Linked DNA regions of Homo sapiens: all the other regions are linked to region 5. The links are chromatin contacts, found by Hi-C in ENCODE. All regions are on one chromosome and are shown on one strand. The core of a region is the stretch at or near the end of the contact, and the rest is flanking DNA. Distances in the headings are between cores, read along the strand shown. Region 1 holds the start of CYRIA (CYFIP related Rac1 interactor A). Region 2 has its middle 48 kb from the start of CYRIA. Region 3 holds the start of KLHL29 (kelch like family member 29). Region 4 holds the start of DDX1 (DEAD-box helicase 1). Region 5 holds the start of TTC32 (tetratricopeptide repeat domain 32).

Region 1 (2,917 bases), core at 207-2,706, 3.2 Mb before region 5:
AAGACAGGACAACGGACCAATAAAAACCAGCTCCCAGAAGAGTCAGAAGGAGGAAGACAGGCAAAACTGTCACCATAGCAACACAAGACAGTCAGAAGCACGCAGGAAAAACAGCCCCTGCTCTGCCTCCTGTCTCCACTGCAAAGCAAGCCCTCGAACCCCAACCAGAGATCAGTGAAAGCCGACAATGATCCACCCAAAGAACTCTGGTACCCAAGCCCAGACCTGGCTAGCAGCCACTCTCCTCCTGCTGCCCCAGCACAAGTCCCAGCCTTCCAGGGTCCCAGATCAGCATTCTGTGCCCTGGGGACTCGACACTGTGCAGATGGCCCAGGTCCCATCCAGAGGAGATAGTGACTGGTGACAGAGAGGAAAGTTTCTAACAGGGAGAAAAGGAGGGTCACAGAGCTTCAGGGGAGATCAGGGCCCTAAACTCCAGCCCCATGACCCTGTCTTGGGTTCCCTGGGGAGCAGGCGGGTAAACAAGGGTGTGGGAGAGGACATCAGGCCCTGGACACAGAAAGATTGCTCCATCAGTTCTGGACCTGGCACCCCCAAAACAGTGGCTGGGGGAATTCTGGGGATGCGTGGGGAAATAGCTTTGGAGGCCTTAAATGACAAAGATCTTGGCCCTGGTCTCTGGGGACACTGGCTAGCGAGTAGGAGCAGCTTGGAGGAGGACCCAGGGACGGGCTGGCCCATTTTGACAGAGAATGTCTCCTGGCAGACAAGACAGGTGTCTCCACCAAAAAGCATGGCTGGCCTGGGACCAGCATTTTGGGAAGTGGGTCAAATTGTTCCCAAAGCTCAGTATTGGAAAAGTGCCTTTTGCCAAACTGGGGTTCTGGGTTCTGGGGGAGGAGAGAGGGTGACGGCAAGGTGTGCTGGGTCCTAGGCACAGCAGCTTTCTGGCTGGCTAAGAACGTCTGTGGCAGGTGGCAACAGAAGGGTCCAGGTGTGCAGGGGCTGGGGAGGGGGCCATCCCTCCCTTTGGGGCTGTAGAGAGTACCCAGGACCCCGGGGCCTCGGGTGGTGGGAAGGGGAGTGTTAGGGGTCCCCTGCAAGAATGGAGCTTATGATACCTGGGGTGGGGGGTAAGTGAGTGAGGGACGAGGGAGGGTGGTCTGGGAAAGGAACACAATCAGGAGGCAGCCCTCTCAGAAAGAGGGCAACGGGGCACAAAGCCGGACCTCTGTCCGGCGATCGCTAGAGAAGGGCTCCCGGACGGTGTCCTCCGCTCTCCCTCCCTCCCAAAGGCTGCAGGGGCGTCCGGGAGGAGAAGGATGGCAGGGAGGCGCCCGCCCCGCCTCGCGGTGCCCCGCGGTGCCCCGTGCAGGCCGAGCCCCGCGCCCGCAGACCCCCGCCCGCGCCCCTGCCGCGCCCCCAGCCGCGCCGCGCTCACCGAGTCGCCGCCGCCCTGCTCTGCCGCCCGCTCCGCCGCCGCCGAGTACGCCTCTCCCGCGGCCGCCGCAGCCTGCGAGACGGCCTCGGAGCCCCGCCCCGCCCCTCCCCGTCCCTCCCCGCCCCGCCCCGCCCCCAGCCCGGCTCGCGGCAGCCGCCCCGCCCCGGCCCCGGGGGATCCCCACCCGCGCTGTCACCGGCCGCGTCCTCACCCTAGCCTGGACAACCCCATCTCTTTGCCCGGCTCTGCTCTCTGCTCCCAGGAGCTGGTGCGGACCCGCCCCAGCACGGTCGCCCCTGCCCCTTCTCAGCCTTGGCCACTTGGCCTTGCCTTCCCAGAGGAAGCCCGAACCAGACCTTTCTGTTTCTGCACACCAAATTCCTCCACACCCACGGTTGCCCTCCAAGAAAAAGAAATCCCCGCAATCTCTAGACGCATATTCACCTTCAAATTAATGCCCAGCCAAATCATCCCAATCCCTAGGCACACTCCAAATTACTTGAGATTCTGAACCCAGTCTCGCTCCCAGTCCCTTTCTGCCCACCCTATTAACAGATCTCCAGCCTTGGGGCCCGCAGTTATCCGATAGGACCACTGTAAAGTCTTCCCAAAGGCTCAATCCAAAACATGTAATTAACCTTAAAGAGTAAGTCTGCAAAAACACTTAAAAAATTCTATGATGCAAAAAGAAAGTAGTGGGTTACAGCGTCATTGACGTGATCATTGTTCTAAAACATCTGCCATGGAGGCTTTTTGCATTAGAGAGAGGGAGATTCAGGAAACCGGAGAGGACTCAGCAGTGCCAAACAGGTTGTGAGTCAGAGCTCCTGTTGAGGGGAGGGAGAGCTCCTGGGGACCCCGGCTTCGGGTGCTTCCTTTCCCAGTCCATCAGCCAGAACATCATGAAACATGTGTTAAATCCCCATAGTGTGCCAAGGTACGTGCCCGAAGCTGCATGGGTTGGGGCCCTGTGTGGGCTGGGATCAGAGGAGGCGGGAAGCATCAGGAGAAGGTGTTCAGGCCCCTCTCCTTTCTGAGATCCAGGGTGTTTCCCCTGGGAGGACTTGTTGCCCAAGCTTCCTTTGCACTCTGAAAGGCTCTCCTGAACTGCCCACAGAGGCTCTTGGTCTGTTTTTTGGCAAAAATTCACAGAGGGCAGGAAGGCACTGTCTAGTTAGAGTGAAATATTTTCCCACTTGGAAGGGGTCCTTAGGACCAGAAGAAACACTTTCCCGTTCTCTTTTTGAGTTTTCCCCATGCCCTAGACCAGCCTCTGTTGTCAATTCCTGCAAAGGTGTTTTTTTTGTTTTTGTTTTTTGAGACAGAGTCTCACTCTGTAGCTCAGGCTGGAGTGGAGTGGTGTGATCTCGGCTCACTGCAACCTCCATCCCCCGGGGTTCAAGCAATTCTCCTGCCTCAGCCTCCAGAGTAGCTGGGACTACAGGCGCCTGCCACCACATCCGGCTAATTTTTGTATTTTTAGTAGAGACGGGGTTTCACCATCTTGGTCAGGCT
Region 2 (2,895 bases), core at 36-2,535, 3.2 Mb before region 5:
GGCATAGGCTGTTTTGTGAAGTAGGGAGCTACTTTAAGAAAGTGGCATGCTGTGGTCAAGAGCTTAGGTTCTTGGGTAATACTATATGGGATTTAATTCCATTTCTACCACTTAGAAGCTATGTGGACTTGAACAATTTACTTAAACTTTCTATGTGTATTTTTCTTCATTTGTGAAATAGGGGTGATGGTACCTATGTCATTGGGTTATTACAAGGATCACACAAATTAAAATGGGTAAAGTGCTTAGATGGGTGCCTCGTACTCAATATTGAGTTAGCACTCAACAAATGTGAGCTACTGTTTACATACAGGCTTTCAAGCAGATGGCTGATGGCCTTCCTTCCAGGATGTGGTACCAGGGATTTTGTGTCTCCAGGAGGTGGGTGGGGTAATTTCTGAGGCCCCTTCTGACTCTGACATTTTAGGATTTTATAACTAGTGGGACTTAATGATTTTGGGGGTTGTTATCTCCAGAGGTGAAGGGGAAACAGAAGTACTTGTTCTTGATTCACAGGAAGCTGAGGCATGTTTAGGAAAATAAATAAAATTGGGTTAAAAAGTAAAAAACACTTCAATTTTGAATAATCTCTTTTTTTAAACACCAAAACTTCTGATTTTCTGGCTCAGGTTTCCTATTCAGATTTTAATTTTTTAGAGAATTCATCTTTGGTTATACAAGCAGCATGATATAGAAAAAAGAGCACGTTTTCAGAGTTAATTCTAAATTTAACCTTCTACCTTTCTATTACCACAGAGTGGCTGAATGTCTCTAAGCCTCAGTTTCCTCAATTTAAAGAGAGAAATAATAATTCTACCTTGCGGTGTTATGTGAGAATTAAGTAAAATAATCTACATAAAAGTCTCAGCCAGGTGAAAGGATGTTATCCTTCTGTACCTGTCCTGCTGAACTGCAATTGCTAGCTCTGCTTGCTCCCATTTCCTCCCAGATTCCAAAAATATCAATGCAGATGGCTCTTTTTGAACCTGGGGAAAGTATATTATATATTTGCAGTAGTAGGTCCTGCTATTAGATGATATTTATAACTCTGCTGAAACCAGACTTATTACTTGAATTAACAAAAAAAAGTACAGTAGTTTCTACAGGTTCTAAAAATATTACTCAGAAATAATGCTCTTTCCAGACCCCTAATGCTGAGTAAGGTAAACCTAACCTCTCAGTTTAATAGGCTGCTGATAATCCCTCTATGCCAATGGGAAAATTAGCTAGTGCCAGGGTATTTTTAACTGGTCTGAACAAACACATCTTCATTTGCATCTAGCAAGATGTAACCTTAGCAACAGTGTGTATTTTTGGACTGCTTTTCATTTAATGCAAATGAAGCACCACCGATACACCCGGAATCTGATGACAGAATTCAACGTGACCAATTCATGTGTCTGAGGGCTCCAAGTGCCTTGCCGGCCCCATCAAATTCTGATTTCCTGTCACCGGTATGAATCAGTATGGCCCAAACTAAAATTATTTTAGAGTATCGATTTTTCATGTTTACTTTCTTTCATGTTTTACTGTCACTCGTATTATAAATGACCTGGAGTGTGGGAGAAGCTGTTTATTGTGTAGTGGGCTTAAGTTTCACATTGTGACAGATTATTAAAAATGTGGTTATCTCCTTCTGAACTGTTACCTGAGGGCAGTTACCTGCCATGTCTGAACCACAATGCCTTCTCTTAATACAAAACAGAGGCGATCATTAATTTGACAGTTTTCCTCCCTTGTAACATTGCATTAAATACCATATTTGAAACTGATTTTTTGAGTTTATCATTATTACTTTTTAATTGTATGTATTATGTACTTATTGGAGATGATGTGATACTGTGATATATGTTTATATTATGAAATGATTACCTCAAGCTGATTAACAAAGCCATTATCTCACATACTCATTATTTTCTTTGAAAGTGAAAACATTTAAATTCTACTCTTTTAGTATTGCTAAAGAAGCAGGAGGGACATTAGTTTAAGGGCATGCTTCATCTTGCCTGCCATGATGACTGTTAGATAAAATCACTGGTACTTTGAACCGAACCAGTTTCTTTTGTAGGGCTGGAAATGGAGATGAAGAAAATTGGTCTTCCTGAAGACTGCTCTCTGCAGCCCTTTGTAGTTGACAGTTGGTTTGTACTCCTATGTTTGAGCAATTTAAAGATGGACATACAATAATTCTCATTTCCACCTAAAGGAGAGGAACAAAACAACCTGAGTAACAGAGGGCTTTGGCAGTCCTGTTGGAAAAATGGAAGCTTCCCTAGCACTGGTTTCTCAGTCTTTTGCCTACCACTGCCATAGCCAGCTCTTCTTCAATCTTGTTTAACTACTGTATGTTAGAATAAGTGAATACACGAATGTATGATAAGCAATTTGTCATCATGACTCCCTAGTCAAAGAATCACACTTGGTTATACTGTCCCACCAACCATGAATTGGAACAGAGGGCTCAGGAGTAAAAATTTGAGAATGTGTAAGTATCTGTGTGTGTGTATGCACGTGTGTGTGTGGCTCTTATGTATGTGCTTGTGTGTCTAGGTTCATGAGTCTGTGCATGTGACCCTGTGACCTAGGGCTGGTAGGCATGTATGGGACTCTGTGAGTTTATATCTGTATATGAGTGTGCCAATAAATTTAGGTATATGTAGCTTTTACTTGTTTGTTGTTATATAGGAGGAAGGGAGTAGCTGAGGATTGAGAAGTTCATTTATTCATTCACTCAGGAAATATTCACTTAGAGGATAAGAGGGTCAGACTGAGTGGGTGAGGTCATTGGTGCAGCCAATGGAGGAATCATGCCAAATAGTGATGGAGAAATGCTGGTCTCTCTTGTGTGCTTTGAATAGCACTTTGCAAACGCCTCTATAGAGGCTCAGGTGACAG
Region 3 (2,735 bases), core at 81-2,580, 3.5 Mb after region 5:
CACGACACTGTACTCTGCTTCCTACAAAATATTAAAGAAGACACAATCCGTGCGCTGAGTTTACAGCCAAGGAGAGCAGAGGCCTGGATCAGACATCACAGGGGGGGAGCTGAGAAGAAAATATTTACCGGCTCAGTCCTCCTTGGCCCTGGTAGATGGAGGCAAGGACTGGCAAAGCCCTCCCCAGGCCAGCTCCTCCCAGCTGGGCCCCCACAGCCAGCTCCCCACACTACCTACAGCACCCCAACTCCAATTTCTAGCAAGGCCTCAGGCCTCAGGCCTTTACCCGGGGGAGCGGAGGGAGGGTGGAGGATGAGGATTGGGCCCTCAGGCCTTTACATTCAGACAGGGGTGGAGGAGGAGGGCAGGTACAGATATTTCCTCTGAAACTCAAAACCAGGTAAAGGGGATGTAGGGGAGGAGGGAGAGGTCGGGGAATAAAAACCAGATTAGGAGAGCGGTCGGGGTGGAGAAGACTGTGCCCAGAGTGAAATATTCTAGCATAATGGAAAAGCCCTCATTGGGGGTCCCACACGCCTCTGGCCAAATCTCTTCTATTAGGGTTAGAAGTTAGGGTCTGTGTAGACAGCATGTGTAGACCGAGAGGTGGTGGGACTGAGAAGTCAGTGTAGACAGTGTGAGAGAGAGCGAGCTGTGGTGGGGGTGAGTAGTCGGTATAGACATCAAAGGCTGGTCAGGCTGTTAAACAGAGAAGGCTTCCTGGATTCCTAAGGGTCAGTATGAACAGAAAAGTCGCGCGCCCCAGGAGAGGCAGGGCTGACTCAGAAGGCTGGTGGACACTTTGCAGGGCTCTCCCTGGTCCTTCAGAGGTGTGGACAATTCCTGCTCCTTTCCAAGGCTGGAGTGTCATAAAGAGGGCGGAAGCTGAAAGACGATTGGACTTTTTCCTTCTCAAACTTTTCCGCCAGTTTCCTCAGGTGTTGAGAGCAGACGGGGAGCTCGCCTCAGTCCCGGGCCCCCAACCCTGGGCCAGCAAGGCCAGGAGGCCACGGCGGAGCAGCCCGTGCCACGCGCCGTGCGTCTGCCGGGCGCGGCCGCGGAGCCAGGCGAGCCGGGGGCCACCGCGGGGGGCGGGGGCGGCGGACGGACGGACCGACGGACACACCCGCGAGCACTCCAACCTCGGACCCGGCGCGCGGCAGCCGGGAATCCCTCGGGCCGGGGAAACTGCGCACGGGGCCCGGCCTGGCCGGGCCGGGCCAGAGGGCCCCGCCTCCCCCACCCGCCACCCCCGCCCACTCGGGCGCCCGTGATTGGCTCCGCCCGCCCCTGGCTGCGCGCCGAAGCCCGCCTCCCTCGCAGCTAAAGCAGACGGTACCCGGAGCGGAGCGAGCCAGAAGGGAGCATGGTCCCCGCGCCGCGGCCGCGCCAGCCCCCGCGCCGCCGCCGCCGTCCCCGCCACCGCGGATCTCGCCGCAGCTCCAGCCCCGGCCCCGGCTCCGCAGCGCCCGTCCGCAGCCCCGGCGGTCGCCGCGCTTGAGCGCAGCCCCCGCCCGGAGCCCGAGCCGCGAGCCCGGAGCCAGCCCCAGCCCCGCGGCCGCCGCGGCTGCGGGGAGAGGGCGGGGGCGATGCTGCCGGAGCCGCCGCCGCCGCCGCCGCCTCGATGAGAGCCGCGCCGCACCGCTCATAGCCGCACAGGCTGACAGGCAGGAGGACCGACTTCCCTCTCCCGGGCATCCTCCCTGGGCTGCCGGGAGGCGGCGGCGGCGGAGGAGGAGGAGGAACGAGGGGAGAAGGCGGAGAGCAGGAACGCGAGGAGGAGGACCTGGATCCGTTTCCTCCGGCCAGGACCCGAGCGGCCCCAGCCACCGCTACCCGCCGGCGCTGTCCGCTCTCCATCAGCCCTCCTGCGCCCACCCGCGACCCCGGGCTCTCTGCGCGTCGGGCCGGGGCCGGAGCCGCGCGCCGGAGGTAAGAGCCGGGCCGGGCTGGAGCGCCTCGGATGCGGCGCCGGAGGGAGACCCAGGTCCTGGCCGCCGCGTGGGGCCGGGCCGGGCCGGGCGTGGGAGCGGGGCCGGAACCCGGAACCCTGGGCTCGGCTTCGGCGGCGGCGGCGGCGACAGGAGCCTCCCGCGTCTGGACTCGCAGGCTGCAGGAGCCCTTGCGCCTGCGCTGCTCCAGGGGGAAAAAAAGGGGGGGAAAAAACTTCCTGCCCCCGGGTGTGTATGCACCGGGGCTGCCTGGGGCCACTGTCACGGTGTTCGGAGGTGCTGGAGGCTTGTGTGACCCCTGGCCGGAGCAGCCCCCCTGCTGGGCCCGGCGGCGCGCGCCCCTCTCCAGGCCACGTTCCCCTGAGCGGCCCAGGGCCCCGGCCGGGCAGGAGACCTGGAGGCGACGGAGGGCTGGCCCCCAGGGGCGGCCGCGCGCACTGTCCTTTGGGGAGGTGCGCGCCTCTGTGCAGCGAGAAGCCAGGTTGGGGTTTTCTGCCCCTCGCGTCCTCTGATCTCGCATTTGGGGACTGGGTCTCTTTACTCAATCCCAAGTAACTTTCGAGGTAGATGAGCTCGAAAACCGTCGGGAGGGAACCCGCACAGACCTTATTGTGACCCACCCCACCCCGACACACACACGCACACTTCCCTTGACACCTTGTGGGTGCCAGCGTGTTGTGGGGGGACGCGGAAAGGAGAGCTCACGGGGACGGCGAAGCGGCCAGGAGGTGGTGTCGTTGGGGAGGGGTTGTTGATGTGTGGGACAGGGTGGACCTGGAGATG
Region 4 (2,850 bases), core at 89-2,588, 4.3 Mb before region 5:
AAGTGGCAGACCTAGAATCCAAACTCAGAATATGGTTCCCAACTCTGTACTTCTAACCCTATTCTATCTTTTTTATTTTTTATTTTTTTGAGACAGACTCTCCCTCTGTCGCCCAGGCTAGAGTGTAGTGGCACGATCTCAGCTCACTGCAGCTTTCGCCTCCCAGGTTCATGTGATTCTCATGCCTCAGCCTCCGGAGTAGCTGCAACCCTATTCTTTTTTCTTTTTTTTTTTTTTTGAGACGGAGTCTCGCTCGGTCACCCAGGCTGGAGTGCAGTGGCGCGATCTCGGCTCACTGCAACCTTCGCCTCCTGGGTTCAAGCGATTCTCCTGCCTCAGCCTCCCGAGTAGCTGGGACTACAGGCATGCACCACCACACCCGGCTTCTTCTGTGTGTGTGTGTGTGTGTGTGTGTGTGTGTATTTTTTGTAGAGAAGGGGTTTCACCGTGTTAGCTAGGATGGTCTCGACCTCCTGACTTCGTGATCCGCCTGCCTCGGCCTCCCAAAGTGCTGGGATTACAGGCGTGAGCCCCCGCGCCCGGCCGCTGCAACCCTATTCTATCTTGCCTGAGGGTTCCACTTTTCTCCATGACACTCTGGGGCAGGCTACAGATAGCACAGCACGCGCCCTCGCATTGCGCAGATGTGGCTCAGATCCCACGCTGCCATTCGGTAGATATGTGTCTTTAGATAAGTGACTTAACTTTCCCGAATTTTAGAGTCCTCATCTAAAGATTCTAATACCTTCCTGACAGAGTGAGTGTCTGGTTGGGAGGATTCCTCATTTACTTTCCCCATCTCTCTGCAAAGAGAAAGGAGTTAAAATTGCATGGAAGTCAAACCCGAAATTATAAAAGCGACATCAAACATGGGTGAAGGGAGGGAGACCTAAATCATTACTTAGTTTAAAAAAAAAATGTAACAAATACCTACTGGCTGCCAGGCACTCACTGGCATTGGTGCTCAGGGCAATGAATCCAGTCCATCTCTCCGGGTCATTCACACACCAAGGCCCTGCTCACCTTTGGAAAGCTGGGGGACTGAGTGGGGAGGGCACGGTGTGGTGTCAGCCTGAGCCCACTGGATGACCCTAATCACCAAACATCTGCTTCCTTCTCTGTAGCTGTGACCCTGATACCGCGTGGTGTGCTCCGAACACATGGTGCCCAGAACGAAGGCGGCGTCCAGAAGCCCTAGGTCCCAGAGGTCCGCTCAGCGGCAGGCGCATAAGGCGGGGCCGGCGCGGGCCTTTCCTTCCATCGGAACCGTTCTCCCGGGGCTGAGTCCCTGCCCGGACTCCGAACGCCGAAGACCAGGGGCCGGAAGCGCGCGCCGCCACTGCCACGCCGTGTCAGTCGGGAGGGAGGGAGCGAGCAGGCGAAGCCGCGGAGGACGGGGTGAAGATGGCGGCCTTCTCCGGTGCGTTTGTGGAAACTCTGGGGGTGGTGGGGCGGCTTGTTGCACGCCTCAGCCCTGGGGCCGCCCGCGGAGAGCTAAAGGGGCGGGAGCGGACAGGGGTCAGGGAGACAGAAGGGCGCTGTCCGCTGCAGTCCCTGATGGACCCGCGTTGCGGGATCAGGGGCGGCCGCGGCTCGGGTTCGGAGGACGATTCTTCCCAGGAGCGGGCCGGAACGTCCCTCCCCCTGCCCTTTCCCTTCTACCAGTCTCCACTTGGCTTTCCTGCCAGTGCACCTTCGGCTGCAAAATCTAGGCGGCGGCGTTGCTCTGGCGGCTCCCAGACGCCTGGGCCTCCTGCCTCTTAACGTGGCAGTGACCCTTTGGGAACCCTTTTCTGCCCGCGGCTCATCTGGGCTTGGCCAGGCAGAGAGGCGAGACGGCGTGGGGAGGAGTCATTGGGGAAAAATGACGATCCTGCCTCTGTCCAGTTTTTTCAGGCCCTTCCAAAACGTCCCAGGCATAAACCTGATCTTTATTTGTTCTTAAACGTTGTTATATCAACATTAATGTTCAGTGTTGAAGCTAAAGGGAAAGCATTTTCATTAACGTACGCACCAGTCCAACATAAGTTTGGAAAATTCATATTTATTTGCCGTCTGCTACCCTCCTTTATTCCAAATATGATTTGATATGGCTTATCGAACCCTACAGTTGATATTTTCGCCTCTTGCTTTATCATCCTCCTGTTAGGCATCCAGTTTTAGGAAGCTGTAATCAGCCTTAAATGCGCTAAACGTGATACATTTATGTAGCACTTATGTAACGTTTATTGCTATATAAATGTATCACGTTAGGCCTAATGTCCTTTAATGTTATTAACTTTTTAAGATGACTTCAGATGTAGTATTTTATATTTTTTAGTTTTCTTCTGTAAGAATATTAGGAATTCCATATCTCCAGTCATGTAAGATATTTTTTTTCTTTTTTGGGGGGGAGAATGGGGGGGTGGGGGGATGTAGTCTCCTTCTGTCGCCCCAGCTGGAGTGCAATGGTGTGATCTTGGCTCACTGCAGCCTCCACCTCCCAGGTTCAAGCAATTCTCCTGCCTCAGCCTCCTGAGTAGCTGGGATTACAGGCGCCTACCACCATGCCCTGCTCATTTTTGTATTATTAGTAGAGACGGGGGTTTCACCATGTTGGCCAGGCTGGTCTCGAACTCCTGACCTCAGGTGATCCGCTCACCTCGGCTTCCCAAAGTGCAACAGTCATGTAAGATTTCTGACTGTTTCAGTTACATCTTCTAATAGGATTCAATTGGAAACTGCTCAGAGTTGTTGCTGTTTTTCTTTTCCCAACATTCTCCTAAAACGATTTTAGAGCCAAGGTCTGTAGGATAGTTCTAGGTAGTCATTTTATAGGTTCACATCTTTGGGAGTCATACACAAATTTCA
Region 5 (2,700 bases), core at 138-2,637:
GCCCAGTCGAGGCAAGACTTGGAGTAAAAACAAATGCTACACATCCAGGCACAAGCCGAAAAGATGCTTTGGGCAAGCAGACAGTAACAGGTGAAGCCGCTCACATCACAAAGAGAAAGTCAGCGAATCGTTATGTGCTTCCTGGTGAAAGTACACACACCCACCTAAAAAGTATTCTTGCCATGATATTGAATCTGAATTCAATTGGATCAAACCTCAAGGTTTAACCACCAATTCACAGCAATATGAGACAGATGACCACATTAAACGACAGAAGAGATTCAGTCAGCAAGTCCAAAACACGGAAATTCAAAGGACACAAGAATCGGTTTCCTCAACAAATAAAGAGGGGAAGGTGGAGAAGAGACTTAAAAAGACTTGATGTGTATCCTGACTTGAACTAACTGCGAAAAGGGAACCAAAGAACAAAACACCTTATTAGTCGATCAGAATGGTTCCAACACTGACGACTTGATATTAAGTAACTATGTGATGATGACATGGTGGTTCCTTCTGAAACATCCATGGATGAATACAATAGGTAAACTGATAATGCTTAAGCCAAGTGATAAACACCTAGACGTTCGTTATGCTCTCTTCCACATATTTAAACGTTTTTCACAAGTGAAAAACACCACCAAGAGCCTGCGCCGTGACACTGAGATGGGAGTCGCGGTACTGTGGCCCTACGCAGCCGTGACCCCTTCCCTTCCCAGGTCGCGGATTTCCCGCCAGCTAAAATCACGAGTGGAAAATTCCTATCTGTCCTAAGTCTCTGGGTGCGAATGAGGAACGTGGAAGGAGAGACGGCGGGGTGAGAGGCGGCGGCCCGCGCCCGAGGATCGCGCAGAGGGCTTGGTTCCCGGAAATCTCTCCGCACCGTCGCGGCAGCTGGCTCCTCACGGGTGGGCTTCTCCCCGCGTTCTCCGCCGCCCTCGTCCTAGGCCTCGCCTAGGCCTTTCTAGAAAGACGAACGTCCGCCCGCTCAGTCCTAGTGCTGGGTTATGACAAGCGCCGACCGTGAGCTCCAGAGGCAAAGATAGGAGCCCAAACAACCCCAACGTCGCCTCCACCCGGGGTCGCCGCGGCCCCAGGTCTCGCGATAGTTACCTCCCGGGACTCTCGTCGCTGGAGGCCGCGCAAGCGCACCGGCGAATGTAAGCGGAGTACAGTGCCTCGGCCTCCGCGTACTCTCCATTGTTGAAATGAGCCTGGGCGAGTGTTAGGGTTGCGTGGCTTTCTTGCCGCTGTCCTTCCATAGCAGCCAAGGCCTAGTTTTCGGTGTAGAATGGGGGTTGACCTCCGAGCGGTTAGAGGTGGCACCACAAAGCCACTTCCACACCCTGGAATCTACCTTGACAGCCAACCTTGGCGCTAGGTTTGTGCCTTATGGGGATCCGTCGTCTCGCGAGATAACGGTTCCGCTGCTGGCGGGGCGTTTGCAGTGGCCCTTGTGAACTATGTTTCTGCCGTTACCAGTGTTGGACCCGCCTTCCTCTTTTCCTAGAAAAGGCGCAGATGCGTGGTCGCAAACTGATTTCCAAGTCCGTTGTCTGATGCTGCGAGACACTATCCGTTTGTTACAGCGAATTGGGGGCCGATGACGCTGGAGGTGGAAGAAGCCGCGGTTCTGTTTCTTAATGGCGAATTAGCCTGCGGACGTCCTGTCATTCCCTTGCCTTTTAGCGTCCCAACTTAGCAAAACTCCGCGTTTAGGGTGTTCTGAGTAGGCTTTGTCTACCCTGAAACGCTTTGTGTCGACATTCCACCAGGTCTGTTCCACGGTCCAAACTTCTCTACCTTTTTTGACCCTCTAGAATTGTGTTACGATTAGTAGTATATTGTGTCGAGAGTCTGGGATCTTTGATGTTAGTTATATTCCCTGGCTGTTTATGCCAAAGGGAAATCCAAATAGTAATTTATTACGTACATTACGTATAATTCAAATTAAAATTTTGTAAGAACAGTTGCCAACCACGCTACCCTACATGCCTGCTGTGTATCTTCTCGGCGTCCCTCGATTCTGTTTTGCTTCCCAAAGTACTTGAGCCCTTTCCGTCATAAAAAGTAAAGATGAAAAATATATTTGGAGCATGATACTTACATGCGGAAGTCTTAACAGGACATAAATTGTGTGCTTTTGGCTGCTTTCATTAGATTTTTAATTTTTTCCTTTTACCACCACTGAAAAAAATACAAATACAGTGGATTAAGGTTAAATTAAAAAGCACTAGTAGAAATTAAAAGATTGCAAGACTACAAAAAAATAAACTGGCATTTCTGGTGTAAGCAAATGGACAGCTCAATAGAACAAAAGCCCAGAAACATACCTCAAATAGGCTGTATTTTGTAAAAGACATGTAACATATATGGGGAAAGGACAGATTATTCAAATGAGTGCTATTGGGAGGATTAGTTAACCATTTGGGGAAAAATACATTTAAGCATTTAAGCTCCCAATTGACATAATATTCATTCCAGGTGAATTAAAAGATTAAATAAATAAGATAAAAAGCTTTTTTTTTTCAGTTCCCATTTATTTTTGCCTCTTGGAGCAATGTCATCTTTTCAATATGAAAAAAACAAAACAAAAAACAAATCTGAAGTACAGGATAGAACAAAACCAAGTGTGTTGGGGGAAGCAACAGCAAAGGGAAGACAAGATGTTGCAAAAAAAAAAATGGAGGGGGGATTCCCCTC

Evidence for each region. A loop is a pair of places that touch in the nucleus more often than their neighbours do. Pooled maps may share reads with other maps.
Region 1: a loop to region 5 is called in a pooled map, with 4 times the contacts of the local background. The contact joins the promoter of CYRIA here to the promoter of TTC32 in region 5. A Hi-C loop is called at or near these places in 5 of 50 pooled maps.
Region 2: a loop to region 5 is called in a pooled map, with 2.2 times the contacts of the local background. The contact joins the enhancer-like site here to the promoter of TTC32 in region 5. A Hi-C loop is called at or near these places in 5 of 50 pooled maps.
Region 3: a loop to region 5 is called in a map with no recorded cell type, with 10 times the contacts of the local background. The contact joins the promoter of KLHL29 here to the promoter of TTC32 in region 5. A Hi-C loop is called at or near these places in 5 of 37 single-sample maps with no recorded cell type and 9 of 50 pooled maps.
Region 4: a loop to region 5 is called in a pooled map, with 7 times the contacts of the local background. The contact joins the promoter of DDX1 here to the promoter of TTC32 in region 5. A Hi-C loop is called at or near these places in 6 of 50 pooled maps.

The regions. Positions count from the first base shown.
Region 1 is chr2:16,664,378-16,667,294 of GRCh38, forward strand. CYRIA (CYFIP related Rac1 interactor A) reads right to left here and starts at 1,457. Exons shown (of 12, transcript NM_030797.4): 1 at 1,403-1,457. RefSeq lists silencers at 1,374-1,423, 1,494-1,663.
Region 2 is chr2:16,711,931-16,714,825 of GRCh38, forward strand. No RefSeq gene overlaps it. Among named protein-coding and RNA genes, the nearest start is that of CYRIA, 48 kb to the left of the region's middle. Within about 2 kb of position 1,286, at least 2 of the 41 ENCODE cell types and tissues checked have a DNase peak (open chromatin) inside an H3K27ac peak, as active enhancers do.
Region 3 is chr2:23,383,849-23,386,583 of GRCh38, forward strand. It overlaps KLHL29 (kelch like family member 29), which reads left to right and starts at 1,331. Exons shown (of 14, transcript NM_052920.2): 1 at 1,331-1,932. It overlaps LINC02923 (long intergenic non-protein coding RNA 2923), which reads right to left. Exons shown (of 6, transcript NR_187213.1): 1 at 1-2,735. RefSeq lists silencers at 1,068-1,417, 1,588-2,447, 2,688-2,735.
Region 4 is chr2:15,590,530-15,593,379 of GRCh38, forward strand. It overlaps DDX1 (DEAD-box helicase 1), which reads left to right and starts at 1,339. Exons shown (of 26, transcript NM_004939.3): 1 at 1,339-1,420. The coding sequence starts at 1,405. LOC124905975 (a long non-coding RNA gene) reads right to left here and starts at 1,240. Exons shown (of 2, transcript XR_007086224.1): 1 at 931-1,240; 2 at 1-803. RefSeq lists an enhancer at 1,378-1,437.
Region 5 is chr2:19,900,596-19,903,295 of GRCh38, forward strand. It overlaps TTC32 (tetratricopeptide repeat domain 32), which reads right to left and starts at 1,388. Exons shown (of 3, transcript NM_001008237.3): 1 at 1,111-1,388. The coding sequence starts at 1,259. RefSeq lists enhancers at 349-1,230, 481-670, 811-870, 951-1,050, 1,231-2,111 and 1 more.